Linked DNA regions of Homo sapiens: region 1 is linked to region 2. A link is a loop called in an ENCODE intact Hi-C map of the cell type or tissue named here. Cell type or tissue: B cell. All regions are shown on one strand. Links, peaks and the distances in the headings refer to the core of each region. The heading gives the core; the rest is flanking DNA.

The links. A loop is a pair of places that touch in the nucleus more often than their neighbours do. Peaks named below come from ENCODE experiments on the same cell type or tissue, not always from the same donor. Only the 100,000 strongest peaks of a DNase experiment are listed, where the experiment ranks them.
Region 1: a loop joins it to region 2, with 4 times the contacts of the local background. A loop is called at or near these places in 3 of 110 quality-filtered maps.

Annotation. Positions count from the first base shown.
Region 1 is chr6:13,190,801-13,199,140 of GRCh38, forward strand. All of the region lies in intron 7 of PHACTR1 (phosphatase and actin regulator 1), which reads left to right. Among named protein-coding and RNA genes, the nearest start is that of TBC1D7, 130 kb to the right of the region's middle. RefSeq lists a silencer at 4,270-4,359. In B cell, for the core only: a CTCF peak has its summit at 4,278 (motif pointing right); a DNase peak (open chromatin) is centred at 4,281.
Region 2 is chr6:13,533,223-13,541,562 of GRCh38, forward strand. No RefSeq gene overlaps it. Among named protein-coding and RNA genes, the nearest start is that of SIRT5, 37 kb to the right of the region's middle. In B cell, for the core only: CTCF peaks have their summits at 5,074 (motif pointing left) and 5,277; DNase peaks (open chromatin) are centred at 5,059 and 6,559.

The sequences.
Region 1 (8,340 bases), core at 197-8,196, 340 kb before region 2:
GAAACTTAATATATTCTCAGAACTTAGTTGATTGCTCATTTCAATGTTACCAAAGTATTCGCTACTACAACTTTGCCTGACAAATGGTGTCCATGACCTGTGTTATTTTCAGCCCCAGCATGTGTACCTGTGTAACAAGAATCCTCTCTCCATGCTTGACCAATATTCCTGGTTATAGCTATCTCTCTAGTTTTGTGGACTTTTTCACTGTTCTACAGTCACATGCTGCTGCGTAATTTCATTATGTGTCTCTGTTTTTCTCTGATGCTCTCTCTCCCCCATTGATCCCCACATTCCCAACCCTCCATGTCCTCCTCTCCAACCCTCCAGAACCACCTGGCTACTTCTGCCTCTGTCCCTGCCTTCCCTCCCAGTAATCCCAGTGCAATAAAACCAAAGATTAGACCACTGTGAGCTTGGACTTTATCTATGCCTTTAAATGGAAAAAAAATGAATGTTTGCATAGAAGTCTCTCTTGGTAACTGATAATTTGAAGGTGTTCTGTGTTCTTTGTGAGATGGTCGGTCAAGTGCAGCCATAAGGTTTATTATACTCACGGGCCCTAGAGACAGGAGGCACGGCTCACCACACAGGGCACATGGGGAAGCCTCAGGGTGGTCAGGAGGCAGAAAGCAAGGAGAGGGGAAAGCCGAGGCCAGAGTGTTTATTGGGGTTTCTGCAGAAAGGCAAAGCAGGGCAGACAGAGCACTTTAGGACTGGCTAGTTTGCATGGTGTCAGCAGGCTCTAAGCTATACAAATGTTCTATAGTTGCCTGGTACCTGGCCATGGGATGATTAAGGCAGAGGAATAATGCATCCTGGGGTGGACAGGCCTGATAGAGGAAGTCTGGCTCTGGACTGGCTTGTTTCCATATCAAAGGGCTGCTCCTGACTTGGCCCTTGCTAACTCTGAGAATTGGTCAGCCCCAGGAGGGACAGTCTCCCCAGCCAGAAAGGTTTTTAAGATGTCAAAACTCATACAAAAAATAAAAAATGGAAACAACACAGAACGAATGGGGGAGTTAGCTGATTTTACTTTTTATACTCACTTTTCTACCCATTTCTCCATGTTTTTCCAGTCTTGTTTCTATTCTCAAAATGCAGAAGTTTTTTTTCTGCAGTGCATACAAGGACTATCTGTTGATTAAAACAGTTTTTAAAGGATGCTTTCTGCTCTGATTTCTATAACCAGGGCAAAGAGCGTAGCAAAATACCTGTCTTTTTTGTAGCACTGTTAGGTTGGAGATTTAATTCACTCAGCACTTATGTTTTCAATGCCTGCTATGTGCAAGGTGTTCTGCCAGCCCTCATACAATGTACAAAAATGGTTAAGGCCATCAGCGGGAGGAGCTGCAGGCTGTGATAAGCTACAGAAAATGTTTAATAGGAGGAGATGTAAACATGGCTCTAAATAAATTCAAGTATAACAAGTCAAATCCTTTTGGAGGAATCAAGAAAAAGCATCATTAAGGAGGAGTTATTTAAGACAAGCCTTAAAGATGAGTGGGATTTTGACAGGTAGGATTGGAGGAGGAGGTTGTTCTTAAACAAGATGCAAAGGACACACAGGCACGTGGGTACAAGGCTTATTATGTTCAAGAAATAGCAAATAGTCCTATCAGCAGGGATGTAGGATTCTTGTGGTGTAGTAAGGAAAATTGGGGCTGAAAAGTGGATTGTGGTGAAACTGTGGAGAGCTGTGAATGTCACGAGGAAGGATTTAACTTTGTAGAAGGAAGTTAGCATCTTTTGTGCACTTTTTAGCAGCAATTGCTTGATTTCAGCCAAGCATGTCTCTCAATTGTTCCTGTGAATAAGATGGACAGTAATGCTGTTCGATGGATTTATAACTGGATGTATAAATAAACTGGGGCATGTCCAACATCAACATGAAATTGCAAAGGGCACCAAGCTTCCTTCCTTTTGCATATTTTCTAAACATCCCAGGGGTAAGTTTCATGAGGGCAGGGATTTAATCTGATGTGTTCCCTGCTGAGTCCTTAGCTAATGCTGAACAGGAGGCTTTGTGAGGGAGAGAAGCCCTGTTGCTGAAGGAGGAGTTTGATGATCTTTTGCCTGTATCTTCATAGCAGGATACTTGCATTTTAGGGAAGTTAGCAAAATGTTCTCCAGTTCTAAGTTCTGCCATAAATTAACCCTGATTCCCCTGTATTCTGTAGTGTTTGAAGGAAACATGATAACCTAGATGTAAAAGCAACCCCTTTAAAGAGTAGCAGTTAGAACATGACAGTCATCCATATTGGTCAAACTCATGGTCCAGCCGTAGTTCTCAGGCCGTACACTAAGAATTTTGGAAGGAAACAGGCATGCTCTTACACACACCAACTACAGACAGTTAGACCAGCCATTAACATCATTGTAAATGCAAAAAATACGAGTGTGACCTCCAACAGTGAATAAATATCATCCTGCATCCAAGAGATGCAAGGTAAGAGATGAGCTGCAGCCATCCTTGTTTTTCCTTTAAAGTATTTATGGATCTAGCTTGAACTTACACTGTCACCATGAATATTCTACCTCTTAATAGCTCTCTGTGTATATATATATATATATATATATATATAGTTTTGGGGAGTGTATGTTGAGATGCGGTCTCACTATGTTGTCCAACTTGGAGTGCAGTGGCATGATCATAGCTCACTGCATCCTCAAATTCCTGGGCTCAAATGATCATCCCACCTCAGCCTCCCAAGTAGCTGGGACTATAGGCATGCGCCACTACTCCCAGCTAATTTTTTAAAATTTTTTTAGAGACAAGGTCTCTCGATGTTGCCCAGACTGATCTCCAACTCCTGGGCTCAAACAGTCCTCCTGCCTCAGCCTCCCAAGTAACTGGGACTACAGGCGAGATCTGCCACATCCAGCTCAGTATTTTCTTTTATATGATCTCAATTTACTTTCAAACTTCATACGTCTATCTCCTGTTTTGCATGTTTTGAGAGCAGATGAATGTGTCGATGCTCACCCTGATGACGTGGTGACTTTGATTTGATTCCCTATCTGCTTGGATGAATGAATGATCCTTTCATCTCTCCATCTCTGCATTTCTCACCCTCCTTTATGCCTGTCCTGCAGAAGGCCCAGGTTCAACAGCACAGTGATCAATTGAAGGGCATTCTTCTCTTCCGGTCTCCCTAGGAGCAGCAGCACCAGTCCATGGCTGCAGACATAAACAATATGATGTGTTTTTATATAGGTGATTTATAATTTCTCACAAAATACTTACTGATCCTCTCAACAGGTGTTTGTTCCATGATTAGAAGGACATCTACCATTTTGACTCTTTGAGAGCAGTTTCCTGGGCTGGGCGCGATGGCTCACGCCTGTAATCCCAGTACTTTGGGAGGCCAAGGTGGGCAGATCACGAGGTCAAGAGATCAAGACCATCCTGGCCAACATAGTGAAACCCTGTCTTTACTAAAAATACAAAAATTAGCTGGGCGTGGTGGCGCGTGCCTGTAGTCCCAGCTACTCAGGAGGCTGAGGCAGGAGAATTGCTTGAACCCAGGAGGTGGAGGTTGCAGTGAGCCAAGATCACACCACTGCACTCCAGCCTGGTGACAGAGCAAGACTCCGTCTCAAAAAAAAAAAAAAAAGAAAGAAAGGAAAAAGAAAAGAGAGCAGTTCTCTGGCAATGAATACTGTGTAATTTTATTGAAGAAAAAAAAAAAAACTAACTGAATTACATGCCCTGCAAGGGTGACGTGCCTAAGTGACTCAGTTAGCTGGAGAGTGACTCTCCTCTCCAGTCCTTCCCTACTCATGGCCATCTTCCCAGGGTACATTTAATAATGGATTGTATATTTCAAAATTGCCAAGACAGAAGATTTTAAATGTTTTCACTGCCAAAACATGATAAGTATGTAAGGTGATGGATTTGTTAATTAGCCTGATTTAATCATCCCACATTACAAATATGTATCAAAATGTCATCCCATGAATATCTACAATTATTATTTGTCTAGTAAAATTTTTTTTTAAATTTAATGTTTCTTTGTAGAAAGCGGCTCTGAAACTAAGTCAGCTGAGGGTGCCAGGGTTGTGTATGTTATCATGGCCCTTGAGGTTATGATTCCAGATCTGAGGACGGTCCTCACGGAGGCCAGATGTCTGCTGTGGTTTTCACATGCTGACCTGGCTTGGAAGGGAAAGCCAGGTTTGGGGCATTTCACAAAAATAACATTTTTTTCATTACTCTTGTTTCTCTCAACATCATCCCTCTCACCACAAGGGGTCAGTCAGCACATTTTGCCTTTGACCAAGGCAAAACGCCAGGCGAGTGATCATCCCTAGGCGGGCCTCGTGTTCTGAAGGAACTGATGGAGCTCCTGTTGACCTCTTTCTTGCAGCCAAGGGGAATCTGATTTAGTAGATTAGTGATGCTAGACTCTCATTTCTGTTCCAGATATACTGCCAATAGGCCCTTTATTATAGTCCACCATCTTCAGGTGGAGTACCTATAGCTAAGGTTAAGTAATTAAAGGAGATAAGTAATTCCAACTCACTGCAACTAGTTGGCAAATGACTGAGAAAATTTTGCAACACCTTTATTCATTGGGCACTAAGTGCTGTGCTCATTGACAAGTAACTGCCGATACAGCAGCAGTTACAAATGGGCCTCTATAGCAGGTGCTGATTAAAAAGTTCATTTGTGGCCTGGCGCGGTGGCTCATGCCTGTAATCCCAGCACTTCAGGAGGCCGAGATGAAGGGATCACTTGAGGTTGGGAGTTTGAGACCAGCCTGGCCAACATGGTGAAACCCCCATCTCTACTGAAACTACAAAAATTAGCTGGGCGTTGTGGCGAGCACCTGTAATCCCAGCTACTCAGGAGGCTGAAGCATGAAAATTGCTTGAACCCAGAAGGCGGACATTGCAGTGAGCTGAGATCGCGCCACTGTACTCCAGCCTGGGCGACAGAGAGAGACACCGTCTCAAAAAAAAAAAAAAAAAAAAAAAGTTCATTTGTGGTGGTAAGAAGAGAGGTTAGAGGTGTATTTATTTAGTCCACACTTATTCCGTGTGTCGGCTACAGCCATACGGCACAAGGACCAACTTTAGAAGTCATCTTTGCTTTTTCTTTCCTTGTCTGAAGTCATCAGCCAGGGCTGTGTCAGGTTTGGAAATACAGCCCTCTTGGGTTTTATGGCTCTGTGACATTCACGGTTTGGGTTTATTTTCCTTGTTCTCTGGAACTGGTCGTTTTTGCTTCTTCCACTCCATCAACAGAGACAGTTTTATGAATACACTGCATCTCAATCAGTCTAGCTGCAGAAATAAGTCAGCAAGCAGAGAGCTCTGTGTGTTTCCCAGCAGGAGCAGCCACCATCATCATTAGAAAGGCAAGAAGTAGTGTGTATCCTCCAACAATTAATAAATATCATGCATCAGATAGATGCAAAACCATTTATTCAGTGAGGTGCTGTCAAGGGAAAGGAGGCATTTTTATCCCAGGAATCAAGGGAAAGGAGGCATTTTTATTCTAGGATCTTTAGAGGTAAAGAGACAAAATCCCAGGAAGGTTAGATGTCTTCCTCAGGCAGTTAAAAGCAAAGGACGCAGGTTTTCAGACTCCTAGATCATCCACTGGTTTTCTTTCTTTTTTTTTTTGTTTTTTGAGACAGAGTCTCACTCTGTTGCCCACGGTGGAGCGCAGTGGTACAATCTCAGCTCACTGCAACCTCCGCTTCCCAGGTTCAAGCGATTCTCCTGCCTCAGCCTCCCAAGTAGCTGGGACTACAGGCGCATGCCACTGCGCCCAGCTAATTTTTGTACTTTTTTTAAAGACAGGGTTTCACCATGTTGGTCAGGCTGGTCTTGAACTCCTAACCTCGTGATCCGCCCGCCTTGGCCTCCCAAAGTACTGGGATTACAGGCTTGACCCACTGCACCCGGCCCCAGTCACTAGTTTTCAATACCGATGTAGTGCGGTGTGCATCAGAACAATACACTGAAACCTAGAAACCTCTCCTGGAGCATTTTGTGGTGGTGTTTTGTTGCAAGCATGGAGAACCGCCATGGAAGTCTTTCGCAAGCCTCTCTGCTCTATTACTTGATTCACTTTCCAATCACCTCTGCTCTTTTCCACTGCTTACTTATGATAGTACCACCACATATTAAACACTCTCTGTTGTTTTTTTGGCTTCTACCTTCCCACCCCAGGCTGGAAAGCATCAGGATAGGTGGATTTTCAGAAGTGTGGTGAAAGCCCTATTAGCAACACTGCAGCTATATAAGGTACTTTGCAATTTACAAAGCACGTTCACGTGATCCTGTCTGACCCTCCAAACAACCTATGGCAGAGGTGGGGAATGTATTATGATGTTTGTCTCAGAATCAAGACTACATTTGCTGATCTCCTCTGATGCATCAAGGACTGTACGGGGGCTACTTTATACTCAGGCCTTCTGCTGACCTATATGGAGACTTTGTAAAATTAGAAAAAGTGCCCTGTAGAGGATGCCCCTTCCTCTAGAGTGAATCAGCCCCACACCAGGGCAGGCCTCAGGCTAGATTTCAACCCTAAGGTCCCCTCAGCACCTTGCATGGAGCTGTGTAGTTATTAATCTATTTACTTCTCATTACAGATCTATACTCTGGGCAATACTCCCTTTCTACAGATGAGAAAACTGAGGCTCAGGAAAGCTAAATGTCTTAGGAAGAGTAACAAAGTTTCTTGGTCTTGGAGCTGTACTTAAACCCCAGCTCTTCTGAGTTCCTTTTTTTTTTATTATTATTATTATACCTTAAGTTCTAGGGTACATGTGCACAATGTGCAGGTTTGTTACATATGTATACATGTGCCATGTTGGTGTGCTGCACCCATTAACTGGTCATTTACATTAGGTATGTCTCCTAATGCTATCCCTCAAGGATCTAGAATCATTCTTCTGAGTTCTAAGCCAGTGGTGGTTTCACCAGGACATTCTGCCCTCGGCCCACAGCAGAAGCCTCTGCACCTCCTTCCCAGCCCTCCCAGAGCAGTGCTGGGATAATCTCCTCCTCCACAAGGCTCTGGGCATTTGTTATTTTGCCTATGGAGGGAGTAGCCTCTTTGGAAAGGAATGCCTCTTTCAGGGGTGCTTCTCAGACTTGATAGATCAGCGTCCCCTAGAGATCTTGCCAGAGGGTCTGGGGTGGGCCCTGAGCATCTGCCTTTCTGATAAGGTCCCAGGCCATGTGGCTCCTGCTAGTCCATTGGCCACACTTTGACTCGCAGACCTTTAATACAGCAGAAACCAGTCACTGAGTTCCACCTTTTCCCGTTGCCCTGAAGACATGATGAAAAGATAAACAAACGTTTATTGGGTATCTACTATGCACTAGGCTTAGTTCATTCTAGCAGGTAAAACAGGAGGAAATAGCCACGCTCAGTGAAATTTAATAATTACTACATCACACATAGCCCTTGCAAGGAAAAATCAGCAACATGTTAAGAAAAATGAAAGGGATTGAATTGACTCAATAGGCAATGCTGTGACACAGGGAAGCACGAGGCCTTGGGGGTCCCATGGGCAGGCGCCTCAGCCAGCCTCGGGATGATGGGCTTCCTAAAGGAGGCAATTAATAATGAGGATGGTGATAGCATCAAGAATTATGGTTACTCTCTGTGGAATAACTGTCTGGAGTGTCTGGAGTGTCAGACGCTATGCCACACGGTTTATGTACTTTATTTAATTTTACAATTGTCCTATAACACAGGGGTGTCCAACCTTTTGGCTTCCCTGGCCCACATTGGAAGAAGAAGAATTGTCTTGGGCTACACATAAAATATACAAATACTAATGATACCTGATGAGTGAAAAAAAAAAAACGAAAGAAAAGAAAAAGATCCGTGCATAAATCCCGTCATGTTTTAAGAAAGTTTACCATTTTGTGTCGGGCCACATTCAAAGCTGTCCTGGGTCGCATGCAGGCCGCCGGTTGGACAACCTTGCCATAACACATTATTTCACAGATTGGAAAACTGAACATCAAAGAGATTAAGCAATTTGCTGAAGCCAACAGAACTGAATCAGTGCATGATTTTATAGTTTATCTTATACTTTTTAGACCAACAAATGTTGGTAATGATTTTGTGCCTCTTTGCCTGATGAGAACTTGCAGCACCAGGTGTCATTTCCATCCAGGTAGATCAGAGTGATCTGGGAGTTTGTTTACAAAGCAGATTCCTGGGCACCACTGTGGACTTATTGAATCTGAACTCTGAAGGTGAGGCCCGGGAATCTGCCTCTCCCAAGCTTCCCTAATGAGGCTGATGGAAACACTACTTTAAGAAGTTAGCTGCTGGGAGCAGTGGCTCACACCTGTAATCCCAGC
Region 2 (8,340 bases), core at 242-8,241:
CTCCCCACCTTGGGAACTTTCAATTCATTAGAGCTTAGAGCTTGAAGCCTACATTACATACACACACATGCACGCATACACTCACGCATGCACACACATTGAAGCAAAAAGAAATTAAGTTCACTGCCACAATCATAGAAGTAGTCAGTGGCAGAACCAGGCTGTGAACCCAAACTGGCTGAGTTCAGCTCTGTATGCTTACCATTGCCTGTCACTGCCTGTCAAGCTGCCTGTCAAATACCAGTTGTATTCTGACCACACTGCCTGTCAAATACCAGTTGTGTTTTATTTTTTTATTTCAGATTCAGGAGGTACATGTGCTTGTTCATTACATGGGTATTACATGCATAATGGTGGGAGTTGGGTTTCTAGTGTCTTCATCACCCACATATTGGACATTTTACCCAGTAGGTAATTTTTCAACCCAGCCTCCCATCCCGTTGGAGTCCCCAGAGTCTATTTTCTCCATCTTTATGTTCATGTGTACCACCAATTACGTTTTATTTTTAAAATAAAGCAATTATCTGGGGATTTTGGAGCCTGACCTAGTTGACATAAAGCCCACAGAAAGAAATAAAGTCAAGGAGAAGACAGAGGAAGAAGGAGTGAGTACTCTCTGCAAAGAACATGTCTCAAAACCAGAAATCAGAAGGCCCAGGGTATCAGGCCGGTCCTTCATGCTCTAAGTGGATTTCCCTCTTAAACTCCGCAATGACCATTCAGTGAGTGTTAGAGTTTTGACCGGATGGAAAGGATTCTTATATGTAAAAAAAAATTGGCCAGGAACAGTGGCTCACGCCTGTAATCCCAGCATTTTGGGAGGCCGAGGTGGGCGGATCACTTGAGGTCAGGAGTTGAGACCAGCCTGGCCAACCCAGTCTCTACTAAAAATACAAAAACAGCCGGGAATGGTTGCAGGTGCCTGTAATCCCAGCTACTTGGGAGGCTGAGGCAGGAGAATTGCTTGAACCTAGGAGGCAGAGGTTACAGTGAGCCGAAATCATGCCATTGCACTCCAGCCTGGGCGACAAGAGCAAGACTCTGTCTTAAAAAAAAATTACGTTATAATTCTATCTCATTAGGTCCTGCAAACGAGAGGCAGGATGAGTTCTCACCCAAAAGAGCACATTTATGTCAACTCTGGAGTTCACCAATGCATTGAATAAATCGAAGCTCCCTAAAAGGCTCACCTAATATTCTGAATTATGTTTTTATCAAAATAAATATAAAACACTCCTGCGCTAGGAAAGCTAAAGTGCCGACATATATTGATACAAACCAGGGCTCTCTCAAGCAAACCGAGTACACTTCTGTTGGATCATAGAGGGACTAGGGCTTTAATTCTTATTTTCCCCAAAGAGGTATTTATATGCACCACAGGTGGAGAGTGGCAAAGGTGCAGGGGCCAGGAGAGGCCTTGGAGGAGCAGGGAGCAGCCCGACGTGGCTGGCATGGTTGGGGCTGGGCAGGAGAAGAGGCTGATGATCCAACAAGGCTGTGCATGCCCAGATAAGGAGCTTGGACATCTCTCACAGGAAATCCGGAGCCCTTGAAGGTCAGGGCAATGCAAGGACCCTTGGCCCTTCCAGCTGCCAACAGTAGATGCAAAGCAAAGTCATGGAATGATGAGAAAGTGCAGAGTAAGTGAGCTCAGTCTCCACTGCTCAGTCACTGCTCAGCTCTGAGAGGCAGGGTTTGTCACCTCACTTCTGGAGTCTCAGGTACCTGGTGAAGTGCCATAAAGGCAGGGATGTCAATCAACTATTTAGCTGCCAGTGAAAAATAAGACATTCTCAAACATGAAACATATAGTAATATGTAAAGGTACATCATGTATGTGATACACACTAACCTTGCAGACTTACTTAAAACAATCATGAATCATGTTCTGTATTCTCCATTCCTTCATCTGATAATAGTAATTCTTGGTAATGAGAAAAATACCCAGGCAGGTAATCAATTCAATGGCTGTCAGTTGTGTTTTCAATTTTCACTAGACTCTGCCCAGCCTATTTAAGGCACTTCAAAAATTAAATCTTTTCCTGAAAAGGTGAATTTTCAGTAAAGAACCAAATAAACTTTCAAATTGTATTATCTGAACATTATTGTTACGGCAGCTGGAATTCTTGATAAAAATTCCAGGAAACCTAGTTGTGAGGAGAAATGAATACTGCACATTGGGAGATAACCTGGATCACTGTGAATCACTCTGGACTTTAAAAAAAAAAAATCCTGATGATCCATCACATTCCAGGCCATTTATATGCAAGCCAGTTGGCTCAGCATCTCTGGGGGAGGACCTGGGCATCAGTACTTATTTCCTAAAACTCCCAGGTGTCTTCAGTGAGCAGGTGGCAACCAAGCTGAATATAGAATCACCTGGAGATTTTTTTACACTACTGACATCTGCCTGCACACCCCCAGCCCACCCCCTGCCCCCGCCGCCCCTGCACACACCACACCAGAGATTCTGATCCAGTTGATCTGAACAGGGACCTGGCTTTTCTTTTTTTTCTTTTTTCTTTTTTTTTTTTTTTTTTTAAGACAGAGTCTCACTCTGTCACCCCAGCTGGAGTGCGGTGGCCCAATCACAGCTCACTGCAGCCTTGACTTCCCTGGATTCAGGCGATCCTCCCACCTCAGTCTCCTGAGGAGCTGGGACCACAGGCGTGCACCACCACATCCGGCTAATTTTTGTATTTTTTGTAGAGATGGAGTTTCATCATGTTGCCCAGGCTGGCTTTGATCTCCTGGGCTCAAGCGATCTGCTTGCCTTGGATGGGCATTGTTTAAGGTGCTGGCTGAGGAGTCAGGGTTGAGGTTTTCTGGCCTAAAGCGACCTCTCTAATAAATCAGTCCAGGCCAATGAACCACCTCTGGATCTTGCCTTTCCCACATTCTCCAATCTTTTGGCAGCCAGCAATGACATGGTGAGGTGAGACTCTACTTTTTCCCTTTCTAATTTGCAAATGAATTAAACCCATCACCACCTTGAGCTGTTAACCATTTTTACCTTGGTGCAAATTACCTGTGGGGCAGCAGCCCTTTGGGAATTTATCCCAGTTGATTGTTAGCTGGTATCAGAAATGTATCAACCCAATTCCTTCCTCTGAATCATTCCCTCCCTTCTTGGAATCCACAGAACTTTCTCATTGGCTCATACGCAGTTCACCTGTGGTATAGTTAGCTAAGGGTGCAGTGGGAGAGTGGCCTTGAACAAACCAGGTATGTGGCAATCCCCAAAAGTGGTTGGTTGTAAGGACGAATGAAGGGAAAGATACCGTTGTGAGTGGAGGTGCAAGAATATGAAGAAGTTTGCACCCTGTGCAGTAATAGGAATTGTGTATCAATCACTTGAGCCTTTAGAGAAGTTAAGTTGCTTGCCCAAGGCCCACAAGGTAGATGACCACATCTGGATTCAAATCCAGGTATCTATGAATCCACTGTTTGTTCATTTTTCTCTGAGTCGCATTGGCATCTTGTAGAAATAGGCCCTAAATCATATATTTGAAACCCCTGGGGCTAGAGTGGCTTGGAATTTAGAACATTTTGGATTTTAGAAGGGTAAATACATTAATATCTGTACTACAAAACATATAAAATTTATCCCAAATGGTATTTAAAAAAAAAAGCCTCCCATCAGCCTCCTGTCAATTCAGAACAGATCGTACCAGCAAGTTTGGGGTTTGCAGAGCTTTTTTTGGATTTGGGAAATGCAGATAAGAGATTGTGAACATGAGCATCAAAGAAAACAATTGCACATAGTGGCAAACATCTACTGGACGGTGAATGTTTGCCAGGCTTTCTGCCAAGCTCTGTACATGTGCGGCCCTCGCAACCAGCTTGCAAGGTAAGTGCTATTGATTACTATCCCCATTCTAAAAATCAGGAAACTGAGGCATGGATGGGCTAAATAACTTGTTTGAAGTCATATGACTAATAAATCCACTCATTTGTTCCATCTCCATTGAAGTTGAAAGCTTATAGTTGAAAAATTTTGTAGAATCATCCACTCTAGAGAAAACCTTTTTTTCTTATTGAATGATTAAAATATTTCCAGAATGACTGGCTGGCACTGCACTCTGATTTCAAAGTCTTTGCTTTACAGCTTTAAATTTGCCTTCTCTTTTTATTGCCTGTCTTGTTTTAACAGCAGCCAATTCACACAAAACAGCTGTAGGTTGTCTCCTTTGCACACTGATAAAAGTCTCAGGAGGTTTCAGGGGAAACCTTGTGCAAAGGACTGGCTCCATCAAAATGAGACCCACTTCCAATAAAGCAGGATACAATGTGGATTTCTATTAAAACAGTGTTATAAAATTAAAGTTGGATGATTGAGGAAGGCTTTTGCTTAGTAATGAGACTCTGTGGGGATGCAGAAGTTGGCCATAAACAGTGTGTTTTGTGGGGATGCAGAAGTTGGCCATAAACAGTGTGTTTTGTCTTCTGCATAACTCGGTTTCCTCTGTTCTGATAACCTGTACCTTCCCAAAGCAATCTAATAAAATTTACAGGAGTGGTTTCCTACTACTGTGCCAAACATTGTTTAGAATGCACTTTAAATACTCTCAAAGATTTAAAAGAAAAGCATCGATGTTCTAATAATTATGAAAACACATCCTCAGAATCCATATAACCATTCAAAAATCAAGGAGAACAATGTCCTTTGTTTAGTTAACCTTTCACCTTTTTTGCCTCATTAGAACTTAAAACTATTAGGCATAATATGCCTAATATAAAACATATATAACCCCAGTGACATGCATTTATTTTGTGATTAGCTGAATTTTTTATTATTTCAGAATATTAGAATATTGTTGTTTTTTTCACAAATATGTTCTTTAAAGCTTTGTTGTTATCTTAAGAGTGATTTTATTAAGCCTGTGTAAAGAGAATGTCCAGATAATGAAATCCAATAGGAAGAAGGGTGTGTCTATAGGAATTGAGTGTAAAAGCGGCTTTGAACCAATTTATTCTTAAATAAATAAGTGTCCTTATGCTGGGTTGGCTTGCCCTACAACATGGGCTGCTTTCTTCTTCACAAAGCTCCCCCTGCTGTTTAATAAAGTCTAACTTTCCCCAATTCTTTCTGAACCTGAAGTGCTTCTAATGATCCTACAAAGTTATCTACTGATGCCTCACATTTTATTACCAAAGCTAGAGCATTTGGCCAAATTTTGCAAAATGTTGAGAACGCAGTAATTCTTTAACAAATGCTTGTTGAATGAATTAGGATATTCCTGTCAACCTCACACCATAAGCCCGGCAACCAAGACAGAAAGAGGTGATGTAGCTCTCAGCTTTCACCTACTGTCCATATGACCTTGGGCAAGTCACGGCACTTCGTTCATTTATTTATTTATTCAACATTTATTGATTGTTAATCCATACCAGGCACCATGCCAAGTGCTAGGGACACAATGGTGGGCAGATAGGTGTGCTTTCTACCCTCACAGACCTTCTGAATCAAGGGGCTCTCAAACCTCGGTGTGTGTCAGATTCACTCAGAGGCCTTGATAAAATACACATGGCTGGGCCCCTCCTCCAGAGTATCTGATTCAGTGGGCTGGGGTGGGGGTCTGAGAATTTGCATGTCTAACAAGTTCCCAAGTGAGGGTGATACTGCTGGTCTGTGGGCCACACTTTGAGAACCGCTGGCTTTAAGAGGAACAGTCACAATAGTATGATAAATGCTGTGATGAGTCCTGGGTGAAACAGGGACACAGAGCAGAGGATTAATCTAGTCTATCGGGATAAAGAAAGTTTTCCCAGACACATGCGTTTAATCAATCCTAAGACCTTAACATCTCAGGCATTGGGATACAAGAAACACTGATCCTTCCTTTTTACACTTTAACATCTGCAAGATCACAATGCATTTGATGAAATACTGTAACAACATTTAAGCAGAAAGGGTAATCAAGACAATGTGGTGCTGGCACACGGAAACATGCATAAATCAATGGAATAGAATAGAGTCCAGAAGTAAATCCATATACCCATGGTTAATTGATTTTTGACAAGGGTGCTGAGATCGTTCAATGGGAAAAGGGCAGTCTTTTCAACAAATGGTGTGGAGATAACAGGATAGCTACATGCAAAAGAATGGAGTTGGATCCTCTACCCAAACCATCTCCAAAAAATTAACTCAAAATGGGTCGAAGACCTAAATGTAAGAGCAAGAGCTATAAAACCCTTGGAAGAAAATAGAGGTAGATCTTCATGACCTTAGATGTGGCAAAAGATTCTTAGATATGACAACAAAATCATGAAAAACAAAAGAAAAAAATAGATAAATTACATTTCATCAAAATTAAAAGCTTTTATGTTTCAAAGGACACCACCAGTAAAGTGAAAAGATAACCCACAGAATGGGAGAAAATGTTTGCAAATCATACATCTGATAAGGGACTTGCATCTAGGATATTTAAAGAACTCTTATGAAGACAATCCAATCAGAAATGGGTAAAATATCTGAATACACTCTTCCTCAAAGAAGATATACAAGTGGCCAAAAAGCACATGACAAAATGCTCAGCATCACTAGACACCAAGGAAATGCAAATCAAAACCACGATAATACTTCACACACACTAGGATGATTATGATTTTTAAAATGGCAGACAATAACAAGTGTTAGCAAGATGTAGAGAAATTAGACATTTGCACACTGCTGGTAGGAATGTAAAATGGTGCAGCTGCTTTAGAAAACAGATGGTAGTTCCTCAACCAATTAAACAAGAGTTACTATATGACCCAGCAATTCCACTTCTAGATATATATCTAAGAGAAATAAAACCATCTGTCCACACAGAAACTTGTACAAGAATGTTTACAGGGCCGGGTGCAGTGGCTCATGCCTGTAGTCCCAGCACTTTGGGAGGCCGAGGCAGGTGGATCACCTGAGGTCAAGGGTTCAAGACCAGCCTGGCTAACACGATGAAACCCCGTCTCTACTAAAAATACAAAAATTAGCCGGGCATGGTGGCGGGCGCCTGTAATTCCAGCTACTCAGGAGGCTGAGGCAGGAGAATTGCCTGAACCTAGGAGGCGGAGGTTGCAGTGAGCCGAGATCATGCCACTGCACTCCAGCATGGGCTACAAGGTGAAATTCCATCTCACAAAAAGAATGTTTACAGCAGCATTATTTGTAATAGCCAAAAGATGAAAACAACCCAATTGTCCAGGGTTACACATGGACAAATGGAGAACCAAAATGAGGCATGGAATATCATTCCACTATAAAAAGGAATAAAATGTCGATACATGCTTCAACAAGGATGAACCTTAAAAATATTATGCCAAGTGAAAGAAGCCTGTCACAAAAGACCACATACTATAAGATTTAATCTGCATGAATATCCTAAACAGGGAAAGTTATAGAGACAGAAAGTAGATTACTGGTTGCTTAGGGTTGGGAGTGGAAAAGGGAGAGGCAGAGAGGTGATAGCTTATGACAAACGGATTTATTTTCGGGGAAGTGACAATCATCTAAAATGGACGATCGTGATAGCTGCACGTATCTGTGACTCTACGAAAACCACTGAACTGTGTACTTTAAATGGGTGAATTGTATGGTATGTGAATTCTATCTCAATAAATTTGCTTTTTAAAAATAGATGCACAAACATACACCCAAATAGACAGATACCTGCAGGATGAATGATAATTAACCAGGCAGAACACGGGAGTACAGGAGATTGGAGGAATAGAGAAAGAAGAGTGTTCCCGGCAGACAGAACTTACTAGATGACAGCCTGGGGAACATGAAAAAAAAAATGGATACGTTGGCAAATATCCTATTTGAGGGACAGAAGGTCAAGAATTAAGACAGTAAGACCAGGCCACAGAGTTGTGCTCTCCCTGCTTACATGTAAAGACAGTGGTTCTCAAAGTGTGGTCCCAGAATGCGAATTGGCCACTACAGAAAATGGTTTGGAGGTTCTTCAAAAGATCAAAATTAGAACTACCATATGATGCAGCAATCCCACTCCTGGATTTATATCCAAAGGAATTGAAATCAGTGCATTGAAGAGCTCTCCCATTTTCATTGCAGCACTATTCACAACAGCCAAGAGATGGAATCAACCTAAGTATCTGTCGTTGGGTAAATGAGTAAAGAAATTATAGTATGTACATTAACGTCATATTGAGAGGTGACAGCGTGCGCCCTCGCTCGCTCTCGGCGCCTCCTCGGCCTTGGCGCCCACTCTGGGCGTGCTTGAGAAGCCCTTCAGCCCACCGCTGCACTGTGGGAGCCCCTTTCTGGGCTGGCCAAGGCCAGAGCAGGCTCCTTCAGCTTGTAGGGAGGTGTGGAGGAAGAGGCGCGAGCGAGAACCG